Linked DNA regions of Mus musculus: region 2 is linked to region 1. A link is a contact called in ENCODE Hi-C or POLR2A ChIA-PET data. All regions are on one chromosome and are shown on one strand. Each heading gives the region's core, a stretch centred on a gene start or an enhancer-like site at or near the end of the contact. The rest is flanking DNA. Distances are from core to core; before and after follow the strand shown. Region 1 holds the start of Scd2 (stearoyl-Coenzyme A desaturase 2). Region 2 has its middle 19 kb from the start of Scd1.

What was found. Hi-C counts contacts between places; a loop is a spot of excess contacts on that map. ChIA-PET counts read pairs that join two places held with the same protein, here RNA polymerase II (POLR2A).
Region 2: a loop to region 1 is called in a map of T-helper 17 cell, with 2.6 times the contacts of the local background. The contact joins the enhancer-like site here to the promoter of Scd2 in region 1. A Hi-C loop is called at or near these places in 1 of 37 maps with a recorded cell type or tissue (T-helper 17 cell). POLR2A ChIA-PET finds 5 or more read pairs at or near these places in 3 of 5 experiments (all embryonic stem cell).

The regions. Positions count from the first base shown.
Region 1 is chr19:44,291,346-44,295,505 of GRCm38, forward strand. Scd2 (stearoyl-Coenzyme A desaturase 2) reads left to right here and starts at 2,331. Exons shown (of 6, transcript NM_009128.2): 1 at 2,331-3,066; 2 at 3,559-3,841. The coding sequence starts at 3,043.
Region 2 is chr19:44,386,523-44,390,680 of GRCm38, forward strand. No RefSeq gene overlaps it. Among named protein-coding and RNA genes, the nearest start is that of Scd1, 19 kb to the right of the region's middle. Within about 2 kb of position 2,103, at least 2 of the 3 ENCODE cell types and tissues checked have a DNase peak (open chromatin) inside an H3K27ac peak, as active enhancers do.

The sequences.
Region 1 (4,160 bases), core at 1,081-3,580:
TGGGGGGTTGTTTTATTCTTACTCTCTTGAGTTGAAGGGTCAAAATTAAAAACTGCCATACACTGTGTGTCCTTTTTCATACAGAAAACTTTATAGTCCCGTCCCCAGCTTCCACGCACACACTGTGCATTGCTGTACCAAAGAAGCCTGCACTTCTCGCATCCCTGCATCCCTGCATCCCTGCAAACGCAAGCATAGGCAAACATTCATCACATATTACCTATACCTTTCAACCTGGTCACTTCGTACTTCTTGATGCCAGGCCTCATGCTGTGCTGTATCATCCCTATCACACAGCTTTATTGAAGCTGGCCCACACGGGATGAGACAGGCAGTTTCCTATCTTGATTATCAACAGTTAACATGGTCTCCCACCTTTTCTTCCTGGAACCCTTAACTCATTCCTTTTCTAGGTTTCCAGAACTTTCTCCCCAAGGGAGAGAAATGTAGGACTCCTGTTCTACGTCATTGTCTTGGCAGGCCTCCCTTGCTTTCTCCGATAGACAATGAATGCAATGGCAGCTGGCTTAAGAAACATCACCAACCAGCTCTGATGCAGGCAGCACTGTAGGCTGCAGGTTGAGGGAATGTAAGGGCAGTTTGTCTCCAGTGGAGAGCTGCCTTTAGTAGCAATCAAGGCATTCCAAAGGAAACACTGTGTCTTCTTCCCCAAAGCAGCATGCAATAGATACTTGGAAATCCCAACTCATCTGGTGGACCTTCATCAGTATCTGGAATAGTAGCATGGAGGGTGATGCTCCACCACACACACACACACACACACACACACACACACACACCCTGTGGATGATGGGAGTGGTCCTTTTAAAAGAGACCCCAGGATTTGGAGAGGCGGTTCAGCCATTAAGAGCATTTGCTGTTCTTTCAGAGCACCAGAGTTGGATTCTCAGTTCCCACACAGACTGCTCAACTCCAGTTCCTGGGAACCTGCCACCTCTAGCATTCTCAAGTACCTTCACACATGTGTGCATATGCACACACACACACACATGTCCGTATAATTACAAGTAATACTAAATCTTTTTGTTTGTTTTTAAAGAGAAACCCCAGAGACAAAGCTCACCCCTTCCCCATTGAACACAGAGATGGCCACCTAAGAATCAAAGGCCCATTCTTGGCAGAATCAAACTGCTGGGGCTTTGCTATAGATACCCAGCCCCCAGAACCGTGAGGAGCCAGTATCTGTTGTAAAGGCCTCACAGTCTAAGGGAGTTTGTTTTTAACAGCCAAGGACAAAGGACAAACCCACAGCTAGTAAAAGATCAGACATCACGCAGACAACCCAGGGGGAAGTGACATCTCCAGATAACTTCACACAGTACCTCTGAGCCTCCGCCAGCCATTTGCTGAGGACACCTGGTCTTGTTCAGCATTCTTGGCTATGGTCAGTGAGCCAGGCCTGCAATGGAGGTGTCTGGTCACAAGCCAGAGAGTTGGCAAGCCCCTGAGACCAGAAGGCAAGAGGTCTGGTTTGGTCTCAGGAAATGCCTGGCATCTCTCTTCTTGAGAAGACAAGATGTCTATCAACCCCTTTTCCTAGAGGTGGGAGATACAGTAATGGGGTGACCTGGATACAGAAGGTACTCTGTGAATGCACCGCCTGCATAGGCTACAAGTTCTATCTCTTGAAAGAGTTAACACAGGCCCCAGAGAAGATGGGGCAGCGAGGGAGGTGTGTTAGGTCAGAGCACCCAAGGTTCAAGGGTCATAGGGTCCTCTGAGGAGTGGCTTGAAAGCGTTTCAGCACAGCTAGCTCCTCCCCTTGCCGGCTGAACAGTTTATCCCATCTCCGTATGTCCCTATGTCCCCTTCTTCCTGCTTAGAGTGGAAGAACAGGGCTACCCACTGAGCGGTCACAGAGAACCTTGCAGTAATAATTTAATACCCACTCTCTGTTCCTACTCCACATACATAAGGCTCCCTCGGCTAGATGCTTTTCGGCGGTTTTCAGATAGCAAACTGCAAACTTTCAACAAAAGAGTCTCCTAAAGGTGCCACATGTATTCGCAAGGCGTGAGGTGGGAAGTGGGGGGTGAGGGGTGGGATTGAGATACTGCTGACTGACCTTGGCTGTGCTCTCGGAGTGTGCACAGTGACCATGGTGACCCAGACCAGTGTGAATGGGCAAGCCACAGATCTATGAAAACTTGATTACAGTACCAGAGCTCCGAGTTATTATCTGGTAAGCATCCTGGAGCTGGTGGGCAAGGCTGAGCCATTGTTCCAAAAGGGACTACAGAGGCGCCTGTTGGGGAGGGAGGCCCCTCTCAGCTTTGCTCTCTGTTGGTGGTAGCCATTTCCCCTCCCACGCGCCTCTGGAAATGCAAAGACCGGATGGAGTTGCAAGTGGTCGGCGCTCTAGTGGCTTTCCCACTTTATGTACCTCTCCGCGTCTTCCTGCCCCGGTAGCCAACCCCCACTGCTAGATTGGGTCTTCTCTTCCAGAGAAAGCGCTGAAGCGCCCCCGTGGCAGGGTGGGGGCTGGGTGGAGGACCAGCGGGGGATGGGTGAGAAGCCAGGAGCAGAAAAAGAAGGGAGGAGGGGGGGGCGGAGCTGGAGGCAGAGGGAACAGCAGATTGTGCAGAGCCAATGAGAGCAGCAGGACGAGGTGGTACCAAATTCCCATCGGCCAATGACTAGCCAGAGTTTACGAAGGCCTCATTAGCATCGCCCCCCTCCGCTTGGCTAGGGATGGGACAATGCGGTGTTGGTGTCTGCAGTATTCTGACTCCTGGACACCGGTGGCTGCAAGCTGCGATTTTGGCGTCCTCTCATTTTCTATCCTTATCTCCGCCCGCGGCTGCCCTGGCCAGCCAGTTTTTGATTTTTTATCTGGTCATTGATCAATATAACGAACCTAAGGATATACAGGACATTAATACCCCACTGCCAGCTCTGGCCCAGAGCTTGTACCGCGCAGCGGGCTGCAGAAACTTAGTCATAGCACCCTTTGTCGCTGAGGTCTGAAGCTCGCTGCACGTTCTCATCCCTGGGAACGTGACCCCAGCATCCGACGCCAAGATGCCGGCCCACATACTGCAAGAGGTGAGCTTACACCCCACCCCCCACCCCCTCCTCAGGTTGGCGGTTGCAGATTGGACTTCTAGGTGGGTGGCTGTTGAGGGTTGGAGAGAGTTCAGAGCAGCTGGGAGCATTTAGCCATCATTTCCGAATTGCTCAACCTTGATAGATTGTTTCTGGACCGGGTGATAACCGGATTTTTACTCAGTACAGTTGATTGTCCCAACTTGTGTTTCTTAAAGTAAAACCTGACCTCTTTTCGATATGCGCAGATTTTCCTTTGTGAGTTGCTAAGGGTGCTGCTAATAAAGCGTCCTTTCCTGCCCCTTCATCATAAGGCTTATTCCCGATGGCCTGCACATTTCCGTGTTCCATTGGTGCGCTCTACAGTCATGCAACCTTGGCACTGGGGTATGGCCGTTATTGCATCTCTCCCGCAGTTATATTAGAGGGAAAGTAACCCCTGCTGCCCCCACGCGTCTGCAGTCCCTAATTCTCCACCCCCTCTCATTGCAGATCTCTGGCGCTTACTCAGCCACCACCACAATCACAGCGCCACCTTCTGGGGGACAGCAGAATGGAGGCGAGAAGTTTGAAAAGAGTTCTCACCACTGGGGAGCAGATGTTCGCCCTGAACTAAAAGATGATCTATATGACCCCACCTATCAGGATGATGAGGGGCCCCCGCCCAAGCTGGAGTACGTCTGGAGGAACATCATTCTCATGGCCCTGCTGCATTTGGGAGCCTTGTACGGGATCACACTGGTTCCCTCCTGCAAGCTCTACACCTGTCTCTTCGGTGAGCAGCACCCCTTGTCTTGGGCCAATACTTCAGATTTCTCCTTGATCTTTAAAGAGGTGGCCTCTGGTCTCTGACCCAAGGCAGTGGCCCTTTCTTTTTGGTTCTTGTTGGACCAGCTGGACTGGGCAAAGAACCTCGTGGTGTTAAGAATGGGGGGAGGGGGGAACTTGAGTCTTGAGAGTCTCATAACATTGATGCAGAGGTCTCTGAGCAGGCTTTTCTGTATGAGTCACTTGATGGCACCTGTCCCAGCTTTGCCTGCCACAAGAGAAGCAGGGCCTGCCTCAGAGACGTCAGAGCCAAGAGCTAGACCACG
Region 2 (4,158 bases), core at 853-3,352, 95 kb after region 1:
GAGAGCTCAAGAGAAAGGCAGAGTGACACAGAGATTCCTAAAGAGCTGGCAGGTTAGTTGTTGGATCAGACTTGAAAATAAATATATTTTTTTTATATAGTTAAGAAAATAAAGTTGCCTCCCCAGTTCCTGCCTCCTGTGTCCTTGTTGGTATAAATATTAGATAATTTAAAATTTTTTATATATTATACATTACAACTGACTGTTTATATGCCTCTATGGAAAAACATGTTTTTGTCACTTGTCCTTGTGATTGGAAACTTTCCTCATGTGACTCCTCTTAACCCTCAGAGTATAAGTTGTATGAACCTCTGGATAAAGTTGGCCATTGTGTGAGACTTTATTCTGAGTCTTCTATCAGCTCCATTTTCCCAGGCCCCACTGCCAACTAGTAGTAGACACCCCAGAAGATGTTTGTCTCTGCCTCCGATCTACCACTAGGGGTGAACTAGGATTAACGAACCTGCAGCATCCAGATTTCACCTGCTCTGGGGATTCAAACTCAAGGCCGTCTCGCAGCCCACCAATAAGCACTTTATTTTTAAAGAATTATTTATTTTATATATGTGAGTACACTGTCACTGTCTTCAGATACACCAGAAGAGGGCAGCGAATCCTGTTACAGATGGTTGTGAGCCACTCTGTGGTTGCTGGGAATTGAACTCAGGACCTCTGGAAGAGCAGTCAGTGCTCTTAACCACTGAGCCATCTCTCCAGCTCCTCACTAAGCATTTTTTTTTAATGACAATTAATAGTTTCACAACTCAGCAAGAAGATGGTTGTGGTTAGGACTTGAACCAGGGCTCTGCATATGCTAAATCCATGAATCACCATTTTAAAAGTCTTAATGACTGCGAAGTATTTCCTCAAATGTTAACTGACCTATTAAAAAAGAAAAAAGTACGAGGCAGAAATCCAAAGGTATTTCACCAGAGCTCTTCTTGCTGGCACTTGGAATTAATTTTCAGTTACACAACACCACTGTAGTTTTGTGTGTGTGGTTAGGCCACTGTCTAGTTGCTTGCTTGGTTTTGATTGGGGGAGTTTGGTGTTTTTCTGCCTCTTTGCTCTGTACATTGTTTTGTTACCATGCTGCACTGTCATTGAGAAGTCTTATTCTGTTTCTCTCGATAACCTTTAGATTCCCAGGGTAATATTTCCACAAGCATGTAAGGTTTCTTACAACCCCAACTCTCATGTCAGAAACTAAATTCCTACTCTCTTCTCTTCCCAAAGGTGCTTTTTTTTTCTGACGCTGGCAGGGGTGAACACTGGCTTTGCTGCCACTAAAGATAAAATTCCATCGTGTTCTACTTCCCAGAGTGCTCTGCTCCAAACACCTCTCAGAGGTCCCCTTTCCCAAGTCCATGCTGCTCTTCTCACGTGCAGTCAGATAGGTCCCTGCCAGTCCCAGGAGTTGTATCAAAACTAGGATCTGACCTTCCAGCCCTAGGCGGCTGCCCTCTGCTCTACTGCGGCCAACACAGTAACTTTCTGAAACATAGTTTTCTGTCCTACATGCACAAGACTCTTCACGAGAAACAATCAGGCCATTCGCCTTTAATGTCAGCACTCAGGAGTCAGACGGATTTCTACGAATTTCTACACATAGCGGGTTCCAGGCCAGCCAGGATTACACAGTGAGACCTTGTCTCAAAAGGTTTTGTTTTTCTAAGAAACAGCGAAACTCTGGGTTCTTCAGGCGGGTATTCACAGCCTTTTTCTGTACTTTCCCCTTCCTACCCTCTTCCTACTCCTTCATCCCTGGAGACATCAACCTGGAAGGTTCCTGAAGACTGCTTTCCTGTCCGGTCTCTCCTTGACCGCCCGGTCTTTAATCTGTTCTGAGTTAGTGGAGCTCTGGTCCCGCGCTGTGCAGATTAAGTACAACGCACCCTGTCTACTGTCTGTTCAGTGTAGGAATCGCTACCTAAAAGGCAGCCCTGGACCAGAGGCCACACGCGAGTTCCCTGCCTTTCTCCCCTGCAGGAGGGATGCCAGTGTCTACATAGGACTTAACAAGTTAGCTCTCCTCCGGCTCCAGACCGCAAAGTGCGCACGCACCTCCAGACCGGCAGAGCCGCAGCGCGGCTGCTGATTGGCTGCGCGGGGTCAGGCGCTGTGGGCCGAGTGAACGCGAGTGACCCCGAGGGCGGGTGCTGACCGAGAATAACCCCGGGAGGGCGTGCCTCTCTGGGTGTCCGCACCCAGGACCAGCCTCGGGCGAGCGCGAGGGGCCAAGGTGTGGGGCTGAGGGTTCAACGCCCACCCCAGAAGAGCAGGCGGAGCTTCTGCACGGCCTCTCCACCCCCAGCTCAGTTTGTGGAGGCTCACAGTGCTTTCGGAGGTGTCGCGGGTCACTGAGAAATGCCCTAGTGACCCCAGTGAAATGGCTCCTCCTCACACTGTCCTTGATCCAGGAAAAAAACATGGCAGGAAGCTTTAGTTGGCAGAAACTGAAGTTACTCAAGGTGCAGCTTCTCTTGCCACGTCGTACTTTAGGGACAAAGGGCTGGGTTGATGGGAACAGGCTTTTGTGAAAGACTGGAGGAACGGGGGACAGTGAGTTCGCGTGAAGAATGAAGGTTATCACGCGAACATTGGTAGTGAAAGTTTAAAAAGGTTGCTCCACCGTGGAAAAGGTCAGTGAGTGAGTCACTCCACTCCTACTCGTGTGCCCAAATCAGCTGCAGACATCCACAATGTTCTTAAGAATTTTTACACAAATGTCTACAACAGGACCATCCACAGAAACAACTGAACAGTTAGCAGATGTTATCTGTGGAGCAGCCTAATGCTCTGGAGCTAGACATAGAAAGCCCATTATAACTGAATGGTGACTCTGTGTGTGTGTGTGTGTGTGTGTGTGTGTGTTTAAGTTGATTCCTCTTCAAATTGTATGTGTGTGTGCCTGTGTGTGTGTGTTAAAGTTGATTCCTCTTCAAATTGTGTGTGTGTGTGCCTGTGTGTTTATTTTTAAGTATACATGTATGTGAATTAAAGAGAATCCTTCTATTGGTCTGGAATCTTTATAAAGGAATAAGACTAGAGCCACAAGCAAGCTTGAGCCATCTCTGGCCTTTCCACTAAAGCCTGGGTGGGGCATAGTCAAGACAAAGGGTCTCTCTGAGACCATTGGACAAATCACTGAACCACTGTACCTCTGTGGCTTGGGTGTGGCAGGCTTAGCTGCACTGTGGGGAAAGGCAGAGTTGGGTCATCAAAGGGGGAGTGTTCTGCCTCTGGCAACCTCAGAATAGAGTCCTTGCTGCCTGTAATTAGGGATTGTGGCACTTGCCCTAAGGTCAACATTCAAGAATCAACGTAGTTAACTCTGGGTCACAGAAGAGAACTCTCCCTGTGACATTTCCCACAGTTGGTAGCAGAGTTAGAATCTAAAAGAAGACAGGAGATTGTTCCCTGATTCTATCCAGTGCTATCTGTTTTAGGAGCAGGGAGACAGTTCTAATAGAGGAAGGTAGCCTTGAGGGTCTCAGAGCTTGCTTGGGGAGGAGAGCACAGTTAGGCAAGCTGCCGTGGTAGAGAAAGGGGATTAAAGCAGCATGTGGTTGGATGTTAAGGGAGGGTGAATGGCATCTATTCCTGACAAACAGAAGGTTGTACGAGGTGGCTGGACATGGTTTTAGCTTCCTGCCACTGCCAGCCAGGGAGGGAGACCACACCACCAGGCTCTTTCTCTCAGTATAACTGGGTATCACTAGCAGGTTCCTAGGCATTAGACATATCTGGGTATGCCTGCTTTGTCCTGTCTTCCACACACAACATAGCCAGGAGGCAGGGGGACAGTGGGACCTGCAACCAGACCATTACAACATATTCACATTCTTCTCTCCTAGGGAATTCTGCCATAGGGACCACATTTAGGTATTTACAGCGTGCTATACAGTGAGATGAGATGTCATCTAGACCACAGCACGGTGTTCCTCTCTAGGAATGCTATCCATATGTATCATTATGTCTTCCACTCTGTAGATTTAGAACTTGGCTTCTTCAGGTTTCAGAGAATTAGAGTTGTGTTTGTGTAGTGATACAAACCCTTTTTAACTAGTCTAGTACATGCTCTCTGGATTCTACAACTACCGTACTTCAGTGTGGCCAGACTACAGTTTATATATCAGCTGCCTTTTGTCACATGGC